Regions from separate parts of the Homo sapiens genome. Here region 1 is linked to region 2. The links are chromatin loops, found by intact Hi-C in ENCODE. Cell type or tissue: K562. All regions are shown on one strand. Each heading gives the region's core, and the rest is flanking DNA. Links, peaks and the distances in the headings are about the cores only. Region 1 overlaps ASRGL1 (asparaginase and isoaspartyl peptidase 1). Region 2 has its middle 7.7 kb from the start of SLC22A8.

The links. Hi-C counts contacts between places; a loop is a spot of excess contacts. Peaks named below come from ENCODE experiments on the same cell type or tissue, not always from the same donor. Only the 100,000 strongest peaks of a DNase experiment are listed, where the experiment ranks them.
Region 1: a loop joins it to region 2, with 10 times the contacts of the local background. A loop is called at or near these places in 4 of 110 quality-filtered maps.

Annotation. Positions count from the first base shown.
Region 1 is chr11:62,376,395-62,385,187 of GRCh38, reverse strand. The region is part of intron 4 of ASRGL1 (asparaginase and isoaspartyl peptidase 1); the gene reads right to left. Among named protein-coding and RNA genes, the nearest start is that of SCGB1A1, 38 kb to the left of the region's middle. RefSeq lists enhancers at 1,912-2,477, 2,478-3,043. In K562, for the core only: a CTCF peak has its summit at 4,259 (motif pointing left); a DNase peak (open chromatin) is centred at 4,227.
Region 2 is chr11:63,019,145-63,027,937 of GRCh38, reverse strand. No RefSeq gene overlaps it. Among named protein-coding and RNA genes, the nearest start is that of SLC22A8, 7.7 kb to the right of the region's middle. RefSeq lists a silencer at 7,124-7,310 and an enhancer at 7,076-7,657. In K562, for the core only: a CTCF peak has its summit at 3,679 (motif pointing right); a DNase peak (open chromatin) is centred at 3,697; H3K27me3 peaks cover 1,190 bases.

The DNA of each region.
Region 1 (8,793 bases), core at 3,058-5,557, 640 kb after region 2:
AGAGCAAATTAAAGTAACAGTGTTACCCTTTACCTGTTAGATAAGGAAGGAGGGTTCTCCCAGTCCCTGCTGGTGGCAGGCCCACCTCTAACATTTGCAAGGGGCCATGGCAACAATACAAATACAACTGGAGGCCCACATACCATATATTTAATATTGGGAAGTTATAAGTATGTTCTATCCTGTTACTGTGGTAAATGTATCTTGAAAAATCGGTATTTTTCTTGTATATATGTTTCACTGTATATAAGGTGAACTTTTTTTTTTTTTTTGAGACAGTCTTGCTCTGTGGCGCAGGCTGGAGTGCAGTCGTGTGATCTCGGCTCACTGCAACTTCCATCTCCCAGGTTCAAGTGATTCTCCTGCCTCAGCCTCCTGAGTAGCTGGGATTATGGGCATGCACCACCACTCCCGGCTAATTTTTTGTCTTTCAGTAGAGACGGGGTTTCACCATGTTGGCCCCAGGGTGGTCTTCAACTCCTGAGCTCGGGCAGTCTGCCTGTCTTGGCCTCCCAAAGTTCTAGGATTACAGGCATAAGCCACCACACCCAGCCATGAATGTTTTGATATACATAGTGAAATTATGATTACAGTCAACTAGAATAACATACCTATCATCTCACAATTACCTTTCTTTATTTTTTTGTGGTAAGAGTACCTAAAATCTACTTTTTAAATTTTTTTGAGATGGAGTCTTGCTCTTTTGCCCAAGCTGAAATGCAGTGGCGCCATCTCAGCTCACAGCAGCCTCTGCCTCCCGGGTTTAAGGAATTCTCTGCTTCAGCCTCCCAAACAGCTGAGATTACAGGCGTGTACCACCACACCCAGCTAATTTTTCTGTATTCTTAGTAGAGATGAAGTTTCACCATCTTGGCCAGGCTGGTCTTGAACTCCTGACCTCATGATCTGCCTGCCTTGGCCTCCCAAAGTGCTGGGATTAAAGGTGTGAGCCACTGCGCCCGGACTTTTTTTTGTTTTTGAGACGGAGTCTTGCACTGTTGCCCAGGCTGGAGTGCAGGGGTGTGATCTTGGCTCACTGCAAGCTGACAAACTACCAATGATGACTTAACTTAGTTATTATTGTGCATACCAGGGTCATTTGTTAATCGGCTGGTGATGGCAGATGAATGGCAAACACACACACACACACACGCACACACGTGCACACACACACATGCACACACACAGATGCATTTAATAAGTTATGTATTTATTCCATTAAAATATTTTTTCTTGGCTTCATTCCAGGGAGTACTGATTTTTTTTTTTTTTTTGAGACCAACTCTTGCCCTGTCGCCCAGGCTGGAGTGCAGTGGTGTGATTTCGGCTCACTGCAACTGGGTTCTAGCAGTTCTCCTGCCTCAGCCTCCTGAGAAGCTGGGACTACAGGTGCACACTGCCAAGCCTGGCTAATTTTTTGTATTTTTTAGTAGAGATGGGGTTTCACCATGTTGCCCAGGCTGGTCATGAACTCCTGAGCTCAGGCAGTCCACCCACCTTGGCCTCCCAAAGTGCTGGGATTACAGGCGTGAGCCACCAAGCCTGGCCTGATGATGTTCTTTTTTTTTTTTTTTTTTTTTTTTTTGAGTAGGAGTCTCGCTCTGTCGCCCAGGCTGGAGTGCAGTGGCGGGATCTCGGCTCACTGCAAGCTCCGCCTCCTGGGTTCACGCCATTCTCCTGCCTCAGCCTCCCGAGTAGCTGGGACTACAGGCGCCCGCCACTACGCCCGGCTAATTTTTTGTATTGTTAGTAGAGACGGGGTTTCACCGTTTTAGCCGGGATGGTCTCGATCTCCTGACCTCGTGATCCGCCCGCCTCGGCCTCCCAAAGTGCTGGGATTACATGCGTGAGCCACCGCGCCCGGCCCCTGATGATGTTCTTATACTTAACGTGACTTCTATTGACAAAATGGCAAAAGACAAGCTTTCTTGAGTCAACATAGTTTTTAGCAAGTTTTTAATTTATTTTAATTTGGAGAAGCTTCCTTCTGCTGAAGCAGCAGCAACTGGAATTACCAACAAAATTCTCAAAGCAGTACTTAGATTTAGAAATGAATACTGATTTTTACATTATCACACTCAAATACTATATGGATTTGTGGGGAAACGAAAGAGATCAGGCTGTTACTGTGTCTATGTAGAAAGAAGTAGACATAAGAGACTCTATTTTGTTCTGTACTAAGAAAAATTCTTCTGCCTTGAGATGCTGTTAATCTGTAACCCTACCCCAACCCTGTGTCGCAGAGACGTGCTGTGTTGACTCAAGGTTTAATGGATTTAGGGCTATGCAGGCTGTGCTTTGTTAAAAAAGTGCTTGAAGGCAGTATGCTTGTTAAAAGTCATTACCATTCTCTAATTTCAAGTACCCAGGGACACAATACACTGCGGAAGGCTGCAGGGACCTCTGCCTAGGAAAGCCAGGTATTGTCCAAGGTTTCTCCCCATGTGATAGCCTGAGATATGGCCTTGTGGGAAGGGAAAGACCTGACCGTCCCCCAGCCCGACACTGTCCCCCAGCCCGACACCCCACCCGTAAAGGGTCTGTGCTGAGGAGCATTAGTAAAAGAGGAAGGCCTCTTTGCAGTTGTGATAAGAGGAAGGCATCTGTCTCCTGCTTGTCCCTGGGCAATAGAATGTCTGGGTTTAAAACCCGATTGTATGTTCTATTTACTGAGATAGGAGAAAACAGCCTTAGGGCTGGAGGTGAGAGGTGCTAGCGACAATACTGCTCTTTAATGTTTGTATACATGCACATCAAGGCATAGCACCTTTCCTTATTTATGACACAGAGACATTTGTTCACATGTTTTCCTGCTGACCCTCTCCTCTCTATTAACTTATTGTCCTGCCACATCCCCCTCTCCAGATGGTAGAGATAATGATCAGTAAATACTGAGGGAACTCAGAGACTGTTGCCGGTGGGGGTCCTCCGTATGCTGAGCACCGGTCCCCTGGGCCCACTTTTTTTTCTCTATACGTTGTCTCTGTCTCTCCTGCCTCAGCCTCCTGAGTAGCTGGGACTACAGGCACCCGCCACTGGGCCCGGCTAATTTTTTGTATTTTTAGTAGAGATGGGGTTTCACCCTGTTAGCCAGGATGGTCTCGATCTCCTGACCTCGTGATCCACCGGCCTCGGCCTCCCAAAGTGCGGGGATTACAGGCGTGACCCACCGCACCCAGCCTCTTATTTCTTTTCTCAGTCTCTCGTCCCACCTGATGAGAAACGCCCACAGGTGTAGAGGGGCTGGCCACCCCTTCATCTGGTGCCCAACGTGGGTGCTTTTCTCTAGGGTGAAGGTGAGCTAGAGCGTGGTCATTGAGAACAAGTTGATGAGAGATTCCCGAGTACGTCTACAGTCAGTCTTGTGGTAAGCTTGTGCCCTCGGAAGAACCTAGGGTAACAATGGGGCAAACTGAAAGTAAATATGCCTCTTATCTCAGCTTTATTAAAATTCTTTTAAAAAGGGGGGAGTTAGAGTCTCTACAAAAAAATCTAATCACGCTATTTCAAACAGTAGAACAATTCTGCCCATGGTTTCTAGAACAGGGAACTTTAGATCTAAAAGATTGGGAAAAAATTGGCAAAGAATTAAAACAAGCAAGTAGGAAGGGTAAAATCATCCCACTTACCGTATGGAATGATTGGGCCATTATTAAAGCAGCTAATTTAGAACTGTTTCAAACAGGAGAAGATAGCGTTTCAGTTGCTGATGCCCCTGAAAGCTGTGTAATAGATTGTGAAGAATAGGCAGGGATAGAATCCCAGAAAGGAATGGAAAGTTCAAAAGTTCACATTGTAAATATGTAGCAGAGTCTGTAATGGCTCGGTCAATGCAAAATGTTGACTACAATCAATTACAGGAGGTAATATATCCTGAAGCATTAGAATTAGAAGAAAAAGGTCCAGAATTAGCGGGGCCATCAGAGTCTAAACCATGATGGCCAACTCCTCTTCCAGCGGTTCAGATGCCTGTAACATTACAACCTCAAATGCAGGTTAGACAAGTACAAACCCCAAGAGAATATCAAATAGAGAGTCTCTGTCATGGCAACGCCAATCCAAATACAGTATCCACAATATCAGCCGGTAGAAAATAAGACCCAACCGCCAGTAGCCTATCAATACTGGCCGCCAGCCGAACTTCAGTATCGGCCGCCCCCAGAAAATCAGTATGGACAGCCAGGAGTGTTTCCAGCACCACAGGGCAGGGCGCTATAGCCTCAGCCGCCCACTATAAGACTTTATCCTACAGCACCACCTAGTGGACAAGGTAGTGCATTACATAAAATTATTGATAAGGCAAGGAAACAAGGAGATATTGAGGCGTGGCAATTCCCAGTACCGATGCCACCTGGAGAAGGGGCCCAAGAAGGAGCGCCTACCCTAGTTGGGGCCAGATATGAGTCCTTTTCTATAAAAATGTTAAAAGATATGAAAGAGGGAGTAAAACAGTATGGACCCAACTCCCCTTATATGAGAACATTATTAGGTTCCACTGCTCATGGACATAGACTCATTCCTTATGATTGGGAGATTTTGGCCAAATCATCACTCTCACTGTCTCAATTTTTACAATTTAAGAGTTGGTGGATTGATGGGGCACAAGAACAGGTCTGAAGTAATAGGGCTGCCAATCCTCCAGTTAACATAGATGCAGATCAACTATTAGGAAAAGGTCAAAATTGGAGCACTACTAATCAACAAGCAATAATGCAAAATGAGGCCATTGAGCAAGTTAGAGCTATCTGCCTTAGGGCCTGGGAAAAAAATCCAAGACCCAGGAACCACCTGCCCCTCATTCAATACAATAAGACAAGGCTCTAAAAAGCCCTACCCTGATTTTGTGGCAAGGCTCCGAGATGCTGCTCAAAAGTCAATTACCGATGAAAATGCCCGTAAGGTCATAGTGGAGTTGATGGCATATGGAAACGCCAATCCTGAGTGTCAATCAGCCACTAAGCCATTAAAAGGGAAGGTTCCCACAGGATCAGATGTAATCTCAGAGTACGTAAAAGCCTATGATGGAATTGGAGGAGCTATGCATAAAACTATGCTTATGGCTCAAGCAATAATGGGAGTTGCTTTAGGAGGACAAGTTAGAACATTTGGGGGAAAATGTTATAATTGTGGTCAAATTGGTCATCTAAAAAAGAATTGCCCAGCCTCAAAAAAACAAAATATAACTATTCAAGCTACTACAACAACAACAGATAAAGAGCCACCCGACTTATGTCCAAGATGTAAAAAAGAAAAACACTATTAGAATTCTATCAAATTCTAAATTTGATAGAAATGGGCAACTATTGTCAGGAAACAGCAAAGGGGCCAGCCTCAGGCCCTGCAACAAACTGGGGCATTCCCAGTTCAGCCCTTTGTTCCTCAGGGTTTTCAGGGACAACAACCCCCACTGTCACAAGTGCCTCAGGGAATGAGCCAGTTACCACAATACAACAATTGTCCCCTGCCACAAGCGGCAGTGTAGCAGTAGATTTATGTACTATACAAGCAGTCTCTCTGCTTTCAGGGGAGCCCCCACAAAAAATTCCCACAGGGGTATATGGCCCCCTGCCTGAGGGGACTGTAGGACTAATCTTAGGAAGATCAAGTCTAAATCTAAAGGGAGTTCAAATTCATACTGGTGTGGTTGATTCAGACTACAAAGGTGAAATTCAATTGGTTATTAGCTCCTCAATTCCTTGCAGTGCCAGTCCAGGAGACAGGATTGCTCAGTTGTTACTCCTGCCTTATATTAAGGTTGGAAACAGTGAGATAAATAGAAAGGAGGGTTTGGAAGCACTGATCCGGCAGGAAAGGCTGCATATTGGGCAAGTCAGTTCTCAGAGAGCAGACCTGTGTGTAAGGCCATTATTCAAGGAAAACAGTTTGAAGGGTTGGTAGACACTGGAGCAGATGTCTCTATCATTGCTTTAAACCAGTGGCCAAAAAATTGGCCTAAATGAAAGGCTGTTACAGGACTTGTCGGCGTAGGCACTCCTCAGAAGTGTATCAAAGTACTATTACATTGTTTAGGGCCGGATAATCAAGAAAGTACTGTTCAACCAATGATTACTTCAATGATTACTTCAACCAATGATTACTTCATCTGTGGGGTTGAGATTTATTACAACAATGGGGTGCAGAAATCACTATGCCTGCTCCATTATACAGCCTCAGGAGTCAAAAAATCATGACTAATATGGGATATATACCAGGAAAGGGACTAGGAAAAAATGAAAATGGCATTAAAGTTCCACTTGAGACTGAGAGAAATCAAGAAAGAAAAGGAATAGGGTATCCTTTTTAGGGGTGGCCACTGTAGAGCCTCCTAAACCCATTCCATTAACTTGGAAAACAGAAAAACCGGTATGGGTAAATCAGTGGCCGCTACCAAAACAAAAACTGGAGGCTTTACATTTATTAGCAAAGGAACAATTAGAAAAGGGACATATTGAGCCTTCGTTCTCGCCTTGGAATTCTCCTGTGTTTGTAATTCAAAAAAAATCCGGCAGATGGCATAAGTTAACTGACTTAAGAGCCGTAAATGCCGTAATTCAACCCATGGGGCCTCTCCAACCCGGGTTGCCCTCTCTGGCCATGATCCCAAAAGACTGGCCTTTAATTATAATTGATCTGAAGGACTGCTTTTTTACCATCCCTCTGGCGGAGCAGGATTATGAAAAATTTGCCTTTACTATACCAGCCATAAATAATAAAGAACCAGCCACCAGATTTCAGTGGAAAGTGTTACCTCAGGGAATGCTTAATAGTCCAACTATTTGTCAAGCTCTTCAACCAGTTAGAGACAAGTTTTCAGACTGTTATATCATTCACTATGTTGATGATATTTTATGTGCTGCAGAAATGAGAGACAAATTAATTAACTGTTATACATTTCTGCAAGCAGAGGTTGCCAATGCTGGACTGGCAATAGCATCTGATAAGATTCAAACCTCTACTCCTTTTCATTACTTAGGGATGCAAATAGAATATAGAAAAATTAAGCTACAAAAAATAGAAATAAGAAAAGACACATTAAAAACATTAAATGACTTTCAAAAATTGCTAGGAGATATTAATTGGATTCGGCCAACTCTAGGCATTCCTACTTATGTCACGTCAAATTTGTTCTCTATCTTAAGAGGAGACCCAGATTTAAATAGTAAAAGAATATTCACTCCAGAGGCAACAAAAAAAATTAAATTAGTGGAAGAAAAAATTCAACCAGCACAAATAAATAGAATAGATCCCTTAGCCCCACTCCAACTTTTGATTTTTGCTACTGCACATTCTCCAGCAGGCATCAATGTTCAAAATACTGATCTTGTGGAGTGGTCATTCCTTCCTCACAGTACAATTAAGACTTTTACATTGTACTTGGATCAAATAGTTACATTAATTGGTCAGGCAAAATTACGAATAATAAAATTGTGTGGAAATGACCCAGACAAAATAGTTGTTCCTTTAAACAAGGAACGAGTTAGACAAGCCTTTATCAATTCTGGTGCATGGCAGATTGGTCTTACTGATTTTGTGGGAATTACTGATAATCATTACCCCAAAACAAAAATCGTCCAGTTCTTAAAATTGACTACTTGGATTTTACCTAAAATTACGAGACATGAACCTTTAGAAAATGCTCTGACGGTGTTTACTGATGGTTCCAGCAATGGAAAGGCAGCTTACATAGGGCCAAAAGAGCAAGTAATCAAAACTCATTATCAATCGGCTCAAAGAGCTGAGTTGGTTGCAGTCTTTACAGTGTTACAAGATTTTAATCAACCTATTAATATTGTATCAGATTCTGCATATGTAGTACAGGCTACAAGGGATGTTGAGACAGCTCTAATTAAATATAGCATGGATGATCAGTTAAACCAGCTGTTCAATTTATTACAACAAACTGTAAGAAACAGAAATTTCCCATTTTACATTACTCATATTTGGGCACACACTAATTTACCAGGGCCTTTAACTAAAGCAAATGAACAAGCTGACTTACTGGTACCATCTGCATTCATAAAAGCACAAGAACTTCATGCTTTGACTCATATAAATGCAGCAGGATTAAAAAACAAATTTGACGTCACATGGAAACAGGCAAAAAATATTGTACAACATTGCACCCAGTGTCAAGTCCTACACCTGCCCACTCAAGAGGCAGGAGTTAATCCCAGAGGTCTATGTCCTAATGTGTTATGGCAAATGGATGTCACGCATGTACCTTCATTTGGAAGATTATCATATGTTCATGTAACAGTTGATACTTATTCACATTTCATATGGGCAGCTTGCCAAACAGGAGAAAGTACTTCCCATGTTAAAAAACATTTATTGTCTTGTTTTGCTGTAATGGGAGTTCCAGAAAAAATCAAAACTGACAATGGACCAGGATATTGTAGTAAAGCTTTCCAAAAATTCTTAAATCCGTGGAAAATTACACATACAACAGGAATTCCCTATAATTCCCAAGGACAGGCCATAGTTGAAAGAACTAATAGACCACTCAAAACTCAATTAGTTAAACAAAACGAAGGGGGAGACAGTAAGGAGTGTACCACTCCTCAGATGCAACTTAATCTAGCACTCTATACTTTAAATTTTTTAAACATTTATAGAAATCAGACTACTACTTCTGCAGAACATCTTACTGGTAAAAAGAACAGCCCACATGAAGGAAAACTGATTTGGTGGAAAGACAACAAAAATAAGACATGGGAAATAGGGAAGGTGGTAACGTGGGGGAAAGGTTTTGCTTGTTTCACTAGGAGAAAATCAGCTTCCTGTTTGGATACC
Region 2 (8,793 bases), core at 2,680-5,179:
TCCCCCCATTTGGAATGGGTGTATATACCCAATTCCGGTACCCCCACTGTTATCTAGGAAATAACTAACTTGCTTTTGATTTTACAGGCTCATAGGCAGAAGGGACTTGCCTTGTCTCAGATGAGACTTTGGACTATGGACTTTTGAGTTAATGTTGGAATGAGTTAAGACTTTGGGGGACTGTTGGGAAGGGATGATTGGTTTTGAAATGTGAGGACATGAAATTTGGGAGGGGCCAGGAGTGGAATGATACGGTTTTGCTCTATCCCCACCCAAATCTTGAATTGTAGCTCCCATAATTCCCACGTGTCATGGGAGAGACCCAGTAGGGGGTAACTGAATCATGGGGGTGGGCATTTCCCATGATAGTGATTTCATGATAGTGAATAAGTCTCACAAGATCTGATGGTTTTATAAAGGGGAGTTCCCCTGCACACACCCTCTCTTGCCTGCCACCACGTAAGATGTGACTTTGTTTCTCCTTCATCTTCCACCATGATTGTGAGGCCTCCCCAGCCATGTGGAACTGCGAGTCCATTAAACCTCCTTTCCTTTATAAAGTACTCAGTCTTGGGTATCTGTATTGTCAGCATGAGAACAGACTAATACACTGTCCCCTCAATGGGACCTCACCCAAGAGGCTACCTGCGAGCAGAAGGCAACCCCAGCAGAAAGAGGCTTTTTTGGTAGTACTGGGCAGAGTGTGAGAGATCAGCTGGGCATCACTCACATCAAGAATGGTGTGGGGGCCGGGCACGGTGGCTCACGCCTGTAATCCCAGCACTTTGGAAGTCTGAGGTGGGCAGATCACCTGAGGTCGGGAGTTCAAGACCAGCCTGGCCAACATGGTGAAACCCCATCTCTACTAAATTGCAAAAATTAGCCACGTGTGGTGGTGCACACCCATAATCCCAGCTTCTAGGGAGGCCTAGGCAGGAGAATTGCTTGAACCCAGAAGGCAGAAGTTGCAGTGAGCCAAAACTGCACCACTGCACTCCAGCCTGGGTGACAGAGTGAGACTCCATCTCAAAACAAAAAAAACAATGGTATGGGCAGAGTTCCTGGAGGGGGAAGCCCAGCAGTACACCCCACATGGATGACAAGAGCACAACTGAGGAGCCCTCTCCTCTTCCTTTCCTCCCTCCTCCCTTCCCAGACCCTGAAGGAGCTGAAGCAGCTGCTAGGAGTGGGAGGGGAGGTGAATCCGAGAGAGTGAGGACATTGGCCATACACCCGCTGCCCATCCCCCCAACCTTCCCCACTGCGGAAAGCCAGGCCTGGTCAGCTTGAATAGGAGAAGCTTTATATTGGATGGAAGATAAATATTTTTATTTATATAGGACTGGGTTTATTTTCTTAACCTGACAAAAGCAGTTTCCTTTTTGCCCAACATTTTATAAGAATTTTCAAACATATAGAAAAGTTGAAAGAATAGTATAATAAATACCTATATATTCACCACCTAGATTCAAAACTTGTTAACATTGTGTGTATGTGTGTATACATGGTCTTGCTAAATCACTTGAAAGCAAGCTTCAGACACCATGACTCTTCATTCTTAAATCCTTCAATGTACATCTCCTAAAAGAATCAGACTTTTAATGTCTAAAATTGAAATTGATCTAATACCTGAAAAAAATGGGTAAACTATACTTAGCTGAAACATTTTCAAGGAGGGGTGCTATGGTTTGAATGTCCCCTCCAAAACTCATGTTGAAATTTAATTGCTATTGTGATGGTATTAATAGCTGGGGGCCCGGCACAGTGGCTCACACCTGTAATCCCTGCACTTTGGGAGGCCAAGGCGGGTGGATCACCTGAGGTCAGGAGTTCAAGACAAGCCTGGCCAACATGGTGAAACCCCATCTCTACTAAAAATACAACAATTAGCTGAGTCTGGTGGCATGCGCCTGTAATCCCAGCTACTTGAGAGGCTGAGGCAGGAGAATCGCTTGAACCTGGGAGGTGGAGGTTGCAGTGAGCCAAGATCGTGCCACTGCACTCCAGCCTGGGAGATGACAGTGAAACTCCGTCTGGAAAAAAAAAAAAAAAAAACAGGTGGGAACTTGAAGATATGATTAGGTCATGAGGGCTCTGCCCTCATCAGTGGGTTAATGCTGTTATCAGAGGAGTGGGTTAGTTATCCCGGAAGCAGGCTCCTGGTAAAAGGATAAGTTCAACCCCCAGTTCTGTCTGTGTCTCACACTCTCTCACCCTCTCTCACCATGTGATGCCTGCCACTATGTTATGATGCAGCACTAAGGCCATCACTAGATGCAGTACCATGCTCTTGGACTTCCCACCCTCCAGAACCATGAGCCAAATGAATCTCTTTTTTTATTTTTTTTAAATTACCCAGTCTGTGGTATTCTGTTATAGGCAACAGAAAATGGACAAAGACAATGTGGGGAGAGAGAAGCAACAGAGCAAGTGCAAGGATGGAGGCAGAAGAAAAATAAAAACTATACCCTACTTTGCACTCTACAAAATCCAGCCCATAAAATGACCCAGTTTCACAGAGATAAGACAATTTCAGATCATGACAGGTGCTATGAAGAAAATCAAACAAGACAGAGGTGATAAGAGTATGGCTAGAAGGTAAGGCAACATTGGAGTGGCTGGTAAGAAATGAAATCCCCAGAAAAAGAAGGTGACATTTGAGATGAGACCTTGATGACAAGGATGACCTGGCAATGTAAGACAATCAGGAGAACAGCATTCAAGTCAGGGTAACCAATGAGGCCAAAGGCCTGGAGGCAAAAGGAGCATGGAGTAATATCTTGGTGAGGGAGAGGTGGCAGAAAGTACTGAGGCAGGAGAGGTGATCACAGACCAGATCCTGTTGGTCAAAAAGAGGAGTGTGGGGAGAATTTTAAGCAGGAGCGTGACTGATCTAACCTAGTTTTCTAGATGTTATGGCTGCTTAGTAGAAAAAGACTTGTTGGGAAGGGCCAAAGTGAAGCCAGGAGACCATCAAGGAGGCAGTTTGCAATCCTCCAGGTGAGAAAGTATGGTGGCTTGGACCAGGGTGGTAGCAGTGAGGTAAGCAGTATTGCTCTCCCCACTTTACAGATGAGGAAGCAGAGGCCCAGAGAAGCTAAGTGACTTGATGAAGCTCATGCAGCCCTTAGGTAGCAAGATGCTTAAAATGGTAAATTTTGTGTTATGAATATTGTATTACTTTTTATTGTAATGAAATATATACAACACAAAATTTACCATTTTAACAATTTTTAAGGGTACAATAAGTGGCATTAAGTATATTCACGATGTTGTGTGACCATGACTATTATCCATTTCCAGAAATTTTTCATTATCTCGAATAGAAACTCAGTACCCATTAAACCATAACTCCCCTTTTCCCCCTCTGTGAGCCCCTGGTAACTTCTGTTCTACTTTGTGTCTCTGAATCTACCTGTTCTATATACCTCCTATAAATGGAATCATAAAATATTTGTCCTTCTGTGCCAACTTATTTTCACTTAATGTTTTTGAGACTCATCCAGTTGTCATCGTTTCCTTCCATTTTAAGACTGAATAATATTCCATTGTATGTTATACCACATTATGCTTATCCATTCATCTGTTGATGGAGGGCCGGGACTTTTACCAAGATGTCTGATTCCAACGCTATTCTGGTTGGCTCTGTTGAGCCCTGTGCAGTACCCGCTATAGCCACCAGAGGGAGCAGAGGGAACACCAGGCGGGCGCACTGCAGGCACCGGGCGGTTTCTGGGAAGAAGAGGAACAGATGCAGCCTTTTGCACACAAAATCTTACACGCAGAAACCATGCAAATAGAGGGAAGCTGGCCGCCAGGAAAGCACCCAGACTATAGAATCGGCCACAAGTGGAAGAAAGGAGAAGGAAGGGTTAGGGCTGGAAGGAGCTGCCCCTGTGATCCTGGTCCAACCCCTAAAATGGAAACAGAGGCCTCTGGCCACCCACAGTTTCCCTGACAGCTGTCCTCAGCGTGAACAACCTCCGTGCTGAAGAGCTCAGGAGGGAGGCGGAGGGGGGCCGGTCCAGTAAGGCTCGGGTTCCCATTTCTGCCCTTCTCCAGCAGCGGCGTGACCTCCAACCTGTGGCTTGCACATTTTACGGATGAGGAAACTGGGACTTGGAGCTGTTGATTGTCCAGAGCAAGTGGAAGAGGCAAGATCTGAATGCCACCACGTGCCTTGTGATTCTCTTCTCCAAGCTCAGCGCCCTGGTTTCTTCAGCCGCATCTCATGATATGTGGTCTTTAGGACTCTTCCCCACCTCATCTGGTTGGCCAGCCTCCCTACAGGCGAAACGTACAAGGGTCTGTGGCTCTTGAGGCTGGTCTGACCACCGTGGCCTCCCTCTTCTGAGCACCCAGCCTCTAATAATGCTACCCAAGTTTGCCCTGGCTGGTTTTGGCAGCCACCTCATGTTGACTGAATTTCTGTCAGTTTCAATCCCTCGGCTTTTCTCACATGTGCTGTTGCTAAGCCATTTCTCCCCCACTGCATCCTTGTGCAGCTGGGTCTTTGGATGCGAGTCCAGGAACTGACATTTATCCCTGTCAAATTCATCTTGTTCATTCATCTGACAAACATTTGTTCAGTGCCCACGCCATACCAGGCACCAGGAATACAGGAACGAAAGACAAGGCTCCTGGCCTAAGGAGCTCACATTGGTATTCATCACAGCCGTAGCCACTAGTGAGTGAGGGGCTACTGTGTGCCAGGCATACAGCCTCTGCTGGGTGCTCTATGTAGGCTGTCTTCTTAACCCTTACAGCACTGCAGTGTCGGTGGCATTGTCCCCATTTTGCAGATGGGAAAACCAGGGCTCAAAAACTTTATGAGACTTGTCTGAAATTACATTGCCAGAAGGAAGCAGGCCCAGTATTCAACCTTCCAACTGCTTTGGATCTTGATTCTGTTCTCCTACTTAGACACCTTGTATCCCAGCTTTGGGTTCTCTGAAAACCTGATAAACTTTACTTCTCTGAATTTCATCAACAGCACTGATGAAGCTAAGATGAGATCAGAGCTCTGGGGTGGGCCACCAGTGCCCCCCTGCCCAAGATAAACAGCCATCTATGATTCTGAACACTGTTGGGTTGGCAGATACGAATGCACGCAACAGTGAACTCCTGCCCTCACCCCCAGCACCAGGTTCCCTCCCCTGACAAGCAGCTATGTATACGGTTGCTGTCATTTTTATCATCAGACTGGTCCCTGCTGCCGAGTCCTCTACATGCAGGAGCTCAGCTGTGACTGGCCCTTGCCTTCATCATGATAAAGTTTCATCTGCCAATCCCCCTCCCGAGGAGGGACATGCAAGTCCAAGGACAAGGTTGGTGGGGGAGGGGAGCAGTTGAGGGGATTTCACAGGCTCTGAGTATCTTCCCTTGCATCTGTGACTTCTGTCCCATGCCGTCTGCTCCTGGAAGCTCAGCCCATCTTTATCATTAAGCTCTTCTGCCATGCTGAGGGAGACCAACTGCAGAGCAGGCCTGTGCAAGGGCTGTGGGCAGGAAATAAGGCAGGCAGAATACATGCACTACTTGGGGGTAGGTATAAAATGGGCTCCGAGCTCCCAGCCAGGACCCAGGGGACACCATGCTTCATGACAGAATTTGGGGTTACCACCTCACAGGACGACGTGCACTCCCCTCCTCACACCCCTATGAGCTTGCAACAGTTATCATTCTGCCCATTTTTGCAGGCGAGAAAACAGGCCCAGCAAGTGTGGTCTGGGACAGAGCACTACCTCTGCTAAGAATGTTTCCTGAAAACAGATCTGGGATTTCCAGGGCCCCAAAGGACAGCAGAAAGCAGGGCCCTGCCATGGACACACCAGTGGAGATAAAAGGACTACCGATGATGGCGGTGACTCCAGAGTTTTAAAGACCCTTTGGACATTGTTGAAAACCTCTAGTCTAGCTTTTTGTGCCTGAAGAGCATCTGGGGAATATAAACTCACAAACTCCTGCCAAGGGTTCAGAGAGCAGCCAATACATCCTTCAGGAAGGCCCTGCCTTTGTGGCCTTATAGTTGAGTGGGGAGAAGGCAGATAGATAATAAGCAAGTGTATCATTTCAGACAGTGATGAGTGCTATAAAGAGTGTACGGTTGGTATAGAGAAAGCTGCTCTAGCTAGCATGGTCCAGGAAAGCCTCTCGGAGGAGGTGTGATTTGAGGAGCCAAGAAAGACCCAGCCTTGGAAACAATGAGAAAAGAGATGCTGAGTGGGAACGAGGCTCTCCACCCAAAGCATGGATGGCATAACAGGGAGGAGACCTCACAGCTCAGATAGGAGATCCCAATTGGGAAGTGGTGGTAAGGTGTCCCAGGGAGCCTGACACCTGTCCCCTCCATTCTTCCTTCATTCTCCAAAGCAATGCTCTGAGTCTTCTCCATTTCCTCCCATCTTCAAAATCCATTTCTGCACAAGGCCTAGCCCAGAGCAGGTGCTGGATGTTTGCTCGGTGAATAAACTCCTGAAGGCCAGCAAGGAGGAACTGTGAGGACGAATCAGAGGAGATCCTACCTTCGTCTGCAAGGAATCACTTGAGGGAGTTGACCCCTTTAGGGGGTTCAAGCAGAAAAGACAAAGGGATTCCAGAAGGTGGGAGGAGGGGTCGCCTACACAATTGGAAAATTTCACACAAAAGTCCAGATTTCAAGCTATTTTTAAAATATCTGAAGATCTGGCAACTGAAGCCTGCATATCCCCATGGCAACACCAGCTGGTGCTGAGCGGGCCGCTGCCCCCTTCAGACTGGACATGCGCTCTGCAACTCCCCGTGGCCCCGCGCTCCCTTTCGCTGGCACTTGGCCCACCTCACTTGGCCACATCACCTGGCCCCGTGAGTTGAGTTGGCCAACCCTGGCTTAAGACATCGGATGAACAGAAAGCCGTGCTGGGACATGGGGACAGTGGCATGTGTCCCCTCCGCCTGCTGCTAAGGAGCGTCAGCCTGGGGTCCCGCCCTCCAGTTCTTAGGCAGGTGTCTGGTGTGAGGAAGCTCCGGGATCCACATAATCCGTTCCCTGCGCTGGGTTCTTTGCCAGGTGGCGCGAGGGCTCCAAAATGCAGCCACACCCTCCTGAGGAAACAGGTGCCGTTCCGGTGCACACCAGAAGGGGGCGACTCTCCCGACCGTGCCTTCAGAGCTGCCCATGAGGACATTTCCTAGCCTTGCCCTGGCAGCTGGAGCACAGCCCTCAGAGCGTCCTGTGTCCCTGCACTGTGCCACTTAGGGTGGCAGCTGAGACCCAGGCTGCCTGGCAACATGATGGGCTTGACCAGAATTAGTTGGGCCAGGGCTGCCTCCAAGGGCCCAGGGAGGGCCTCAAGAAGCCCACCCACATGGAAGGGCTTTCGGCCCGTGCCCCAGGAGCTGGAGAACACTCCTCCTGTTCTGGCCTCTCTTCCTCCTCCTCTTCTGGGAGTGTCGGGCCTTGCTGAGGCCTGTGCCCTCAGGGCTGACCCTGTAATTAAATACTGTGTGCCCAACACTGGGCTCAGGCTTTATACACTTTTATTTAAAACCCCAACAATCCCATAGGTAGGTTTTATTCCCCGTTTTGCAGTTACAAGTGATGAAACTGAGGCTTAGGCGGGCATCACTACGCAGCTAACAAGACGTAGAGTCGAGATTCAAATTCAGGCTTGTGCAGCTGGGCACGGTGGCTCATGCCTGTAATCCCAGCACTCTGGGAGGCCAAGGCAGGTGGATCACCTGAGGTCAGGAGTTCGAGACCAGCCTGACCAACATGGAGAAACCCCCGTCTCTACTAAAAATACAAAATTAGCTGGGCATGGTGGCGCATGCCTGTAATCCTAGCTACTCGGGAGGCTGAGGCAGGAGAATCACTGGAACCTGGGAGACGGAGGTTGTGGTGAGCGGAGATTGAGCCATTGCACTCCAGCCTGGGCAACAAGAGCAAGACTCCCCCTCAAAAAAAGAAAAAAATTCAGGCCTGCAGAATCCTCATTCCCTGAACTGCCTCACTCCCATAAAGGAAACTTTAGAATCAGCCTGTGAAGGGAGAGAGAGATTGGGGTTTGAGGGCAGAGGACATCCCATGGCAGGTCAAGCCTGAAACCACCATACAGAGGCCACCAAATCTGTTAGAACCACCCAAGCACAGGGGCTGAATCTGGAGTCCCTAATAAGTCACTGACGAAGCCACGGGCTGAGAGGCCCCCAGTCAGCCACCAGAGAGGAATAGCTCCTGGCCCTTGGGAATTTACGGAATGTCTCGCCATCCCTGCCAGGGACTGCAGTCTGGGGAGCAGGACAGGGGCCCACACGTGCTGCAGAACTGCCTGGAACCACCCTGGAGAGGGTGGTGAGTGGGCAGCCAGCAGGCAGCAGCCACAGCAGGAGCAGGGGCACAAATGGCCCCATGGAAGTTTCATGATGGGTGAGAGACCCAGAATCTGCCCAAAGTAAGGCTAGGCACCACTGAGTGTGACTCGGTGAGCCCCTGGAGCCTCACGGGTCACAAGCCTCAGGAGCTTCCCCACTCCCACCCCCAGGAGGACAGAGAAGCCCAGGGGATTATCGGCCCCTCTGAGACTATCGCAGAGATGTCCCAGCCCCTGAGACCAAGGCCACCACCCTGGATGGAAGAGAAATTCTGCCCAAGCTGCTTCATCCATTTTACCTCCCATTTCCCCCCAACACACCTTACACTCACATCCCTGGGTTGGCAGGTCCCTCTCCGGTTTTATCTTTTGATCCCCACCCTCCACATCCAAGTTCAGTGTAAAGGCCACCTTCTCCAGGCAGCCCACCCTGATCCCATTC